Regions from separate parts of the Homo sapiens genome. Here all the other regions are linked to region 2. A link is a contact called in ENCODE Hi-C or POLR2A ChIA-PET data. All regions are on one chromosome and are shown on one strand. The core of a region is the stretch at or near the end of the contact, and the rest is flanking DNA. Distances in the headings are between cores, read along the strand shown. Region 1 has its middle 14 kb from the start of RANBP9. Region 2 overlaps LOC105374936 (a long non-coding RNA gene). Region 3 has its middle 48 kb from the start of MCUR1.

Region 1 (3,433 bases), core at 919-3,418, 370 kb before region 2:
TTAGAACTTGTTGGAAATGCAGCTTCTTGAGCCCCACCCCAGATCAATTCTTCAGGTGATTCTGATGCACTGAGAACCACTGTACTAGCCCGTTTATTCAAATTTTAACATCAAAAAACCATTTCTTAGCTGAGTGTGACTCCCACTACTGGACACAAATAAGATTGGTCTTTTAAAATTTCTACTCCTATTTCCATTGATAATTCATTATAAAGCTGAAAAGGTTGATACTAAGAAAGTAGAATAATACATTTTAGAACTGTTTTGAAAAAAGAGGGAAGGAACTGCTATTTATTGAGAGCATGCCATATGCCAAGCTTCATGCTAGTTTCTTTCTTGTAGGAAAGAAAATCCATGGATTTTCAGGATAGCCTCCAGAAATTTAAATCAGAATCCTCCAGCCCAATTCACTGAATATTCTAGCTTCTTAGAAACCATTCACCATTCCTTCAACAAACATCTATTGATGGCCTACTATGTGCCAGGAGTAAGAAAAGCACTGAAAGTTACATGGCAGTAAATTCATGTACACAGTATTTGGTGCTTATGACAAAAACCTTCATAGCACATGTAACCTTTTTTAAAATAAGAGCTTTATTGAGATATAATTCACATACCACATAATTTATCCATTTAATATGTACAATTCAGCAGTTTTTAGTATATTCACAAAGTTGTGCAACCATCACCATCATACCTTTTAGAACATTTCACCACCCCCAAAATAAATTTTCTACCCACTAGCAGTCACTCCTCACTCTCTCTTCCCCCCAACTCCTGACAACCACTAATCTACTTTCTGTGTCTATGGATTTGCCTATCCTGAACATTGCATATAAAAGGAAACATAAAATATGTGGTCTTTTGTGATTGGCACCCTTCAATTAGCATAATATTATGAAGGTTCATCTGTGTTGTAACATTCATCAGAACCAGAACTCCATTCCTTTATACTGCTGAATAATGTTCCACTCTATGAATAGACAACATTTTATTTTTAAATGTTTAATTGAATTTAATTAAAAAATTCTTGAGACAGGGTCTCGCTCTGTCACCCAAGCTGGAGAGCAGTGGCATGATCACAGCCCACTGCAGCCTCGACCTCACGGGCTCCAGAGATCCTTCCACCTCAGCCTTCCGAGTAGCTGGGTGTACAGGTGCGCACCATTACGCCTGGCTAACTTTTCTATTTTTTTCTAGAGATAGGGTTTCTTCATGTTGCCCAGGCTGGTCTCAAACTCCTGGACACAAGCGATCCGGCCTCCCAAAGTGCTGAGATTACAGATGTGAGCCACTGTGCCCGGCCAACATTTTATTTATCCATTCATCCATTGATGGATATTTGGATTATTTCTACTTTTTTACTATTATGAATAATGCTGCTATGAACATTTGTGTGCAAGTTTTTATGTGAACATATGTTTTCCTTTCTTTTGGGTATATACCCAGGAGTAGAATTGCTGGGTCATATGGGAAATCTAAGTTTAAGCTTGGAGGAACTGCCATACTGTTTTCACACCTGCAGTGTCTGAGCGTATCAGGGCTCTGATTTCTGCACATCCTTGTCAACACTTGGTATAGTATATGTAATCTTTGCATCATAATTAAACTGTGAACACTTAATTCTTTTTTTTTTTTTTTTTTTTTTGAGACGGAGTCTCTCTCTATCTCCCAGGCTGGAGTGCAGTGGCGTGATCTCGGCTCACTGCAAGCTCCGCCTCCTGGGTTCACGCCATTCTCCTGCCTCAGCCTCCCGAGTAGCTGGGATTACAGGTGCCCGCCATCACGCCCGGCTAATTTTTTGTATTTTTGGTAGAGATGGGGTTTCACCGTGTTAGCCAGGATGGTCTTGATCTCCTGACCTCGTGATCTGCCCGCCTCGGCCTCCCAAAGAGCTGGGATTACAGGTGTGAGCCAACGTGCCCAGCCCCTACACTTAATTCTTAGAATGAAGACCACTGGATGGGTTATAAAGACTTGAAATCAAGCATTATGAAAGTAGCTTGCTTGTGTCATCAAGAAGTATTTAAGGAGTGCCTCCTAGATATAGGGCACTACAATAGGAAATAGGCTCTTTGAAGGTGTTTTTTTGTGGTTGTGTTAAGTAAATGGGGCACCTATGACTCAGATTTCCCTGGCAAGCCAGGAAGTATCTCAAAATCTCCAGGTCTGGTTCTACAGGCAGGGCAGCATGACTGAAAAATCTGGTATTTCAGATCACCCACGGTAGGCAGGGACAAGTAATGATAGCTTTTGGCAAACCTAAGACAGATCCAGGACACCTGTAATTGGCCTGAGTTTCCGGCTTTGAGTTCAGACCTAGCCTTTAGGCCACTAACTGGTGAACCATTGGCCAGATCTGACCCACAGAGGTGTTTTGTTTGACCTGTGAAGTGTTTGGAACGTTTTGATTTGAAATTCCTTTATGCTCTCCACTCTGTTATTGTTTTATACCCGACCTGGTTCACTCTTTTACATTATCTACCTGGCTCATGGAGGTATTTGAGTTTGCAAGTCCTGCTCAGGATGATGCCTTAGTCATATGTTTAAGGCCTGGGCAATTATCAAATAGAATATCATTGCCATAATAAAAAAGCAGAGTTACATCCCTATATCAACAAGAAGCAGTTGTTAAACCCATAATTGTGCAACATGCAACATAGAGAACAGTAAATAGTTGTGACCTATACCTATGAGGACCTTATAAACTAAGGTAAACCATGCTGACACAGACAGACTTTCACATGGTCAACAGAGAGTAGAAAAAGGCATATGGACCATGAAAATAAACATGATGAAGGTCAGTAATGAGCATGGTGGCAACAGCCAAACTTACGGGCTTGTGTTCCTACGTACACACGTATTCTAAAAATCGTCTCTTTATGAAAGACCCTCTTCCCAGATTAAACCTATTAAAATGTGAACTTATTTGATGGACATATTTGCAAGACTTGTGACATTCCAACATTGCTCAGTAATGCCAACATTCAGAGAGTTCTCTTAAGGCAGATGTAGTCATTGAAATGATCAGGTGTGTGATTAGAAATGTGACTGGAAGGCCAGGTGCAGTGGCTCTCACCTGTAATCCCAGCACTGTGGGAGGCCGAGGCAGGTGGATCACCTAAGGTCAGAAGTTTGAGACCAGCCTAGCCAACATGGTAGACCCCGTTTCTACTAAAAATACAAAAATTAGCCTGGTGGGGTGGCAGGAGCCTGTAATCCCTGCTACTCAGGAGGCTGAGGCATTAAAATCATCTGTATCTGGGAGGCGAAGGTTGCAGTGAGCTGAGATGGCACCACTGCACTCCAGCCTGGGTGACAGAGTGAGACTCCATCTCAAAAAAAAAAAAAAAAAAGCATCCTTGGATGCTCTTGGTGCCCTGAGCATGTCCTGTCACCTGCTGATGCACCCATCTCAGGCCACAGGGAATGT
Region 2 (3,465 bases), core at 206-2,705:
CAGCACTGACCATTTAAAAGAGCGTCTTTGCTTACTTCCTTCTTAGCAGTGTTTAAGGGCAACCATCGCAGATTGAGCTCAGCCTAATTTCAAATTTGCATGACATAGAGTGTTTTATGGAGGGGCTGGCCTTTCCTTTCTATCTTTTGCTGAGTCTTAGAGAATGCTCATGAATGTTCCTTCTGGTCTATGGTTTCCCCTTCACTTAAAAATAAGAATTAATACTGCAAAATCTGAAATCTCATTCACTCCTTCATGAGCAGGTCCTGATATAAATACATCCAGAATTCAGTCCATCTATTATGATAACATTGTAGCAACCCCCTGTATCCACATAGATTATTGTCTTGAACATATGACATTCTCATACCACATGATTCTGCAGTAAATCTAACAGCAGTTCTAAATAAGGCCAAAAAGGAGAGTGCTTTGTCAAAACTAAAAGCACCATCCACCCAAATGTGAAGTGTCATCACGATGGCATCCATTCCCCTAAGTTTCTTTCAGCAATGTGACTTGAGAACCAACCCTCAATGAAAACTCGAATCTCCTAACCAGTTATATAAATTTTAAATCTAGGAGCTAGTTCTTCTTTCATGGATTTTGGATTCTCTTTGTGATGTTGGTTTGTCTCAATTTAGTCCCATTTCTTGCTTTGTAAACCTGCGATTATATGCCTCCTAGTAAACCACATGATATGATCAGCGCTGCTTTCATAGTCTCTGAACTGTTGCTTAAAAAGAACAGATATAATTGCATGGTAAGTCATTCAGGTTGCTCTTTACTGGTGAAATGAAGAGAAACCTGGGTGTCCTCTGATGTCTGTCTATACACCCCACCTCCCTGATTCACAGAACCATTTTCCGGTTTCACTTCTTGCTTCTTTTATCTTGTGCATTTTTAGCACCTGTTGTGACAAGCCTGGGTGACTCGATCTAAAAAATGAAATGACTTACAATTACTGTAAGAATGAATTACAGATACATGATGTATGCACAACTCTGTATAGAAATGAAAACAAAAATAACTTCACCTCACTCTAATTCATAGGCTACCATGTTATTGACCCTTATTTACCTAACTTTTGCTTAAGCAGGAAAGATCCCTCTGCCTAGATATCCCCTGGGCTTGGCGCCCTCACTCCTCCACCCCAGCCCTTATGCATTTGGCAGTAGTAATGGCCCCTGCAGGGAATGTTGTCCAAGAAGTCTAGATGATAGAGATGAAGAAGGCACATCACTTCACAGAGTTTATGCCAAGTCACCGCCAGAAGCGCAGTGTTACAATTTACTTAAGCCAAGACTGCTACAAAAAACTGATGCAAATGGAAGCTATTCAAAATCCTTTGCCTTGTGCATTCAAGTTGAGGCTCCCTTTTGAATCCTATCTCTGAGTCTACATCTGCTGGGTAAATTCCTGAACGATGACTTGAGCTGTGACAGCTTTTGTAGCATTGCTGTGGTCCAACCACAACTCTGTAAGATAAACTACCTAAGCTGGTTGTTGGACTTCCTCTAAAATGTCATTCTAATTATAGAAACACCTTTCTTTCCTGATTTTATACAGATTCTAATCACCTTAACTGCTTCTCTTCAGCCATGAATGAAAGCGAAAGATTAAGTCACTTTTAGAAGCCTTCTTGGGCAATTATAGATTAATTCATTTCTCGCTCATTGAAGGGACTCAATCCTAGAACAACAGTCTGGAATACATGTGTATGTATGCCCCTTTGTCTCTGACCTGCTCATCATTGGCCATCAATGCCCTGGGAAGGAGGGACCCTAGGAAGGCCTGAGGGGCTGCACCTGATGTGCAGGTCATGTGCACAGACCCCACAGGTTCAGGCTCAGTGTTGAAATTCCCTATGTCATTAACTCCCTTGTAGGAAGGATGAAAGGGTCTAGATCAGATTTAAGTCAGACATAGGCTATTTGAGGCGCCTGTGGGAATGGCAAATCACTCCAGACTCCTCAGAAGCAAAGGCCAAGCAGGCCTGAGAGCTAGTGAAACTCCAGGGAGAGGAGCAAGACCAGGATCTGCGCTTTCTCAGCTTCCCAAAGCTGTCTGTCTCGGAACTAACAAATGAGGCTGACTCTTCAGAGTTCTAGGCCAAGGGATCCGGACTTGACACTCAAGTTTCTGCCATGAAGCAAAAGACAGAGCTAGCCTGGAAAGAGCAGCTCTGTATCACTCCGGCTGTGAAGTGCTAAAACTCGACATCTCCCTGAGGAAACAGGAGAGAAGAAAGGATGGAGAGAAAAAAAGAGAGGAAGGAGCTGGCATTAATGGACCAGCAAGGGAAGGAGAAGGGAGCAGGAAAAGCGGTAGTTCACGTAGGGTAAATTAGATGAAGGGGAACAAACAGCGAAAGGTCAGAGGGCTCTGCACTTAAAATAAGGAAGCTTGTGAAGATAAGTAAATGTTGCCTGAGATATCTGAAGTAGGGTTCCTCTTTGGCTGACAAGCCTTAATCTGCACTCTGGAAACAGCTTGTATGAGGAGGAGGACGGCAGACAAGGAGGAATGAGGGAGGAATTCTTACAGGAACCATCTGGCTGAGTCACTTTTAGGGCTGTTCAAAGCTACCCAACTGTTGACATTTCCTGGAAATTCTTTAATGCCAACAATTGTGTTAAATGAGCAACATCCTTAAGACCCCGAGTGCACCTTGGATCCCCTCGTCCTTTCTTGTTGCGTTTGCGATTTGCAAATCCCCTGAACCTGAAGTCTTCAAGGATTCAGCATCTGCCATTTCACCATGTGTTAGTCCCCTCCCTGGGCCCCTTCAAACACACTCTCCACTCAGAAATCTACCATTTAGCCTTTATTTATTTATTTATTTATTTATTTTTGACGCACGCACAAGGCTTCTCACTCCTCCTCAGCTTTCAAAGAATCCACCCACTAGGCTGTCACTTCAATCTGCTGTCTCCTCCTGCAGCACAGAATTTCTGAAGAAAGTCCCCAGGTGAACCAGCCTGGCCAGCAGAAATGGATGCTCACCCACTCCATCTAGCCCCTGGCCTCTGCTCTCCTGGACTCCCTGGCTCAGTCCTCAGATCAGTTCCGGAACTTCTCTCCTTAGGTTTCCTGTAACATCCGGGTTTCTCCCTTACTTGCTTAAAACAACCTCTTGCTTTCATTCATCCATTCATTCACTCTGAGGCCATCTGAGGAAAGCTTCCTTACCTGCTTTCCTGATGACCTAATATATGCTGTACCCACCTACTTCCTCTTCCTTGAATGGGGAAACCAAGTCACAGGGAAAGATACATCTCTCCCTTCTAATGCTGGATCTCATTCCTTACAAGCCTGCTCTCATTCTCCACCTCCAATCTCTCTGTGTCCATTCTTCTCTTCTTTTCATCCGTCAGTTATGCCAGTGGCTCCCAGCCTGGAGTATGAATCTGGGGGCAGGGGTGTCTCTGAACTTAGGTGGGGAAAAAAATGCATCTTTATTTTCAC
Region 3 (3,432 bases), core at 243-2,742, 410 kb before region 2:
CAGGCTGGTCTCAAACTCCTGGGCTTAAGCAGTCCTCCCGCCTCGGCCTCCCAAAGTGCTGAGATTACAGGCATGAGCCACTGTGCCCGGCCAATCTTCATTTTTTATCAAAACTGACTTCCTCTGAGAAGGTGTCTGGACCCATCCATTCTTCTCTGTGCTTACCCCTGCTAACATGAACTCCTTGTTAGCTAACATGGACTCCTCCTCCTCAGGACTCCTTGCCTTGTGTCCTGGCAAGGAGTGTGCCCTCCAGAGCCAGGCTGCCTTGGTTTGAACCCTGTATGACGGTGGGCAGATGACTTAACCTCTCAGTGCCTCAGTCTCCTCCTCAGTGAAATAGGGGTAATAGTAATACCTATCTCATGTGGTCCTTAGGAGGATGAAATTAGTTTATATAGGCTGGGCGTGGTGGCTCATGCCTGTAATCCTAGCACACTGGAAGGCCAAGGCGGGCAGATCACCTGAGGTCAGGAGTTTGAGACCAGCCTGGCCGACATGGTGAAACACGTCTCTACTAAGAATACAAAAATGAGCCAGATGTGGTGGTGGGCACCTGTAGTCCTAGCTACTCAGGAGGCTGAGGCACCAGAATCACTTGAAACTGGGAGGTAGAGGTTGCAGTGAGCCAAGATCGGGCCACTGCACTCCAGCCTGGGCAACAGAGCAAGACTCTGTCTCAAAAAAAAAAAAAAAAAGAAAAGAAAAGAAAAGAAATTAGTTTATATAATTAAACCTCATCAGAAGGACTGTCCTCTTACTGGTGTCCCTTCCTAGTACTAAAATAGTGCTCCACTTACTATCTGCTTCCCTTAGCAATCAGTTTCAAGTTAGCACAAAGCCCTTTGCAGTATTTTTTAACAAGGATGTTCTGCTCTTATTTTAAACTCTTGATCCTCACTGGAGAGAAAGTTGTCCCCTTCCTGTTTGCCTCATTTCTCCAAAGCCTTTTGTCATGTTTCCCGAGTGTCCTTTAGCTGTGGCCACCCTCGGACCATGGGACTTTCCCGGTTCTGGGCTTCAGATTACGGTTTAAAATTAGCCACATGACTGTCAGAGGGGGGCACCAGAGGAGGCAGGAAACGTGGTGGGAGAGATGAAGCAGACCTGCGTCGGAGGCAGCGGTGTAGCGGAACAGAGACACGAGCCCCCGCAAACGTTGGCATCCACGGAGGGAGCACGGAGCCTTGGGATCCCCAAGGTTATAACAATCCTGACTTTATGCCATGTTATATGTTTTTGGGCAAGGTCTGCTGCTGCTACAATTCAAGCTGCATTGACAACTGGAATCTTCCGGATTGTTTCTTTTGTGATTATAAAGTGTCTTTGGAGTAGCGTGATGTGGGTGGATGCAGTTTATAGAACTACTTGGACCAATCAGCCTCCTCCTCAAAGGAACACTGGCTTTCCACTCTTCCAGTGTTGGTCTTGCATTTTGGGGAAGAGGAGAAGAGAAAGGACGTCATTTGATTTAAGGACATAAAGAAATACCAGAGCCTGGGGCCGGCCCAGAAAAGACTTAAGCAGGAGTGATTTGTCTTGTATGCATCCTCCCTCCTCTCTCCCGACCTTTTCCTCATTCCATGGTATCCCTTCTTTTGTCTGATGCCCACTGCCCGCCTGTAGTCTTAGTACCCTAACTCACCAAAACCCTCTACTTTCCAGAAAGGGACAAATCTCACCATTGATGGCTTCATTATAAAAGTGGGATTTAACAACAGAGACCTGGATTCAAATCCTAGCATGGGCCGGCTACAGTGGCTCATGCCTCTAATTCCAGCACTTTGGGAGGCTGAGGTGGGAGGATCACTTGAGGTCAGGAGTTCCAGACCAGCCTGGCCAACATGGTGAAACCCCGTCTCTACTAAAAATACATAAAATTAGCCAGGTGCGGTGGTGTGCACCTGTAGTCCCAGCTACTTAGGTGTCTGAAGCAGAAGAATCGCTTGAACCCAGGAGGCCGAGGTTGCAGTGAGCTGAGATCGTGCCACTGCACTGCAGCCTGGGTGACAGCGCAAGACTCTGTCTTAAAAAAAAAAAAAAAATCCTAGCGCATCTGCTTCCTAGTTGTCTGAACTAATCTCTCCTGTGTAAAAGTAGGGATTATAATGCTTACTGTATCTGGTAGCGTGCTTTCAGCGGCAACTAACGGAAAAGCCAACTCAAATGAGTTTAACCAAAAAGGAAATGTATTGGCCTATGTAACTGGAAGTTCACAGATGGGACAGGCTGATTGAACCCTGGTGTCAAGGACCTAGGTTCTTTCTGCATCTCTGCTTTCCATCCTCAGTGTCAGCTGCCTTTTAAGCCTGGCTCCCTTCATAGTCAGAATGGCTGCCACAAAGACACAGGGCCACTCCCTTAACCACAAACTAATAACTGACATCAAGGGAATGCTATGTGCTGATTGGCTTGAGCCTAGATTCCTAAGTCAATCACGAGTAAGAAATAAAAATGAAATTCCAAGCCCCTAACTGACTGAACAGACCCCTTCTTGGCCAAGGGAATCTTGCAAGCTGAATTCACGGCCATGAGGGGATGGGAGATTGGACACGCCTCATTATACCCCCTACCTCTATAACAGCTATTAGGTTTTCTTCCCTCAGGGCTAAACAGAAACCAGCCCTTTCAAAAGACTACTAGTTTATCTTTCCAGGTACAGAACAAAGACACCTTCACCCCTCCTCAGACATCTTCTTCCTCTATTCCCTTTTTCTTCAAATGTTCACCTTATCTTAGGAAAAATGAGCACCAACTAAAGTCTCACAAGTATGTAATCATTTGTCTCATGCCCTGCCCCACTTTCTTCAGGAAAATGTATAAATGCTAAACCTCCTGAGACCCTCTTTGGAAAAAACAGCCACAGATGCTTCTGTGACTCGCATTTTTCCTGGGCACTCCCTTTAAGCTGCCTTGCTAAACCGCAATGATTCGAGACTTATTCCTCCATCACTCATTTTCGTTGTCACTAGCAAGGAGGGATAGGATTACCGTGACTGGTACAGACACCTGTGGTTCCCAAACATGAGCACGCATCAGAATAACCTGAAGGATGTATCAGACCCCACAGATGATGGCCTCAGCTGGAGTTGTTTTTTTTGTTTTTTTTGTTTTTTTTTTTTTTTTTGAGGCGGAGTCTTGCTCTGTCGCCCAGGCTGGAGTGCAGTGGCATGATCTTGGCTCACTGTAACCTCCGCCTCCCAGGTTCAAGCCATTCTCCTGCCTCAGCCTCCAGAGTAGCTGGGATTACAGGCGCCTGCCACCATGCCTGGCTTTTTTAATTTTATTTTTATTTTATTTTTATTTTTTTTAGTAGAGATGGGGTTTCACCATGTTAGCCAGGATGGTCTCGATCTCCTGCACTTGTGATCCGCCTGCCTCAGCCTCCCAAAGTCCTGGGATTACAGGCATGAGTCACCACGCCCAGCTGGC

Evidence for each region. A loop is a pair of places that touch in the nucleus more often than their neighbours do. ChIA-PET counts read pairs that join two places held with the same protein, here RNA polymerase II (POLR2A). Pooled maps may share reads with other maps.
Region 1: a loop to region 2 is called in a map of PC-9, with 19 times the contacts of the local background. The contact joins two enhancer-like sites. A Hi-C loop is called at or near these places in 3 of 168 maps with a recorded cell type or tissue (B cell, PC-9 and naive thymus-derived CD4-positive, alpha-beta T cell), 4 of 37 single-sample maps with no recorded cell type and 12 of 50 pooled maps. POLR2A ChIA-PET finds 5 or more read pairs at or near these places in 3 of 52 experiments (PC-9, activated CD4-positive, alpha-beta T cell and activated naive CD4-positive, alpha-beta T cell).
Region 3: a loop to region 2 is called in a pooled map, with 3 times the contacts of the local background. The contact joins two enhancer-like sites. A Hi-C loop is called at or near these places in 1 of 37 single-sample maps with no recorded cell type and 7 of 50 pooled maps. POLR2A ChIA-PET finds 5 or more read pairs at or near these places in 1 of 52 experiments (activated T-cell).

Annotation. Positions count from the first base shown.
Region 1 is chr6:13,724,491-13,727,923 of GRCh38, reverse strand. No RefSeq gene overlaps it. Among named protein-coding and RNA genes, the nearest start is that of RANBP9, 14 kb to the right of the region's middle. Within about 2 kb of position 2,168, at least 7 of the 41 ENCODE cell types and tissues checked have a DNase peak (open chromatin) inside an H3K27ac peak, as active enhancers do; they include PC-9, where a contact is called at or near this core.
Region 2 is chr6:13,353,586-13,357,050 of GRCh38, reverse strand. LOC105374936 (a long non-coding RNA gene) reads right to left here. Exons shown (of 3, transcript XR_926496.3): 3 at 3,311-3,430. Among named protein-coding and RNA genes, the nearest start is that of TBC1D7-LOC100130357, 27 kb to the right of the region's middle. RefSeq lists a silencer at 1,346-1,435. Within about 2 kb of position 1,455, at least 12 of the 41 ENCODE cell types and tissues checked have a DNase peak (open chromatin) inside an H3K27ac peak, as active enhancers do; they include PC-9, where a contact is called at or near this core.
Region 3 is chr6:13,765,301-13,768,732 of GRCh38, reverse strand. No RefSeq gene overlaps it. Among named protein-coding and RNA genes, the nearest start is that of MCUR1, 48 kb to the left of the region's middle. RefSeq lists an enhancer at 981-1,040. Within about 2 kb of position 1,492, at least 14 of the 41 ENCODE cell types and tissues checked have a DNase peak (open chromatin) inside an H3K27ac peak, as active enhancers do.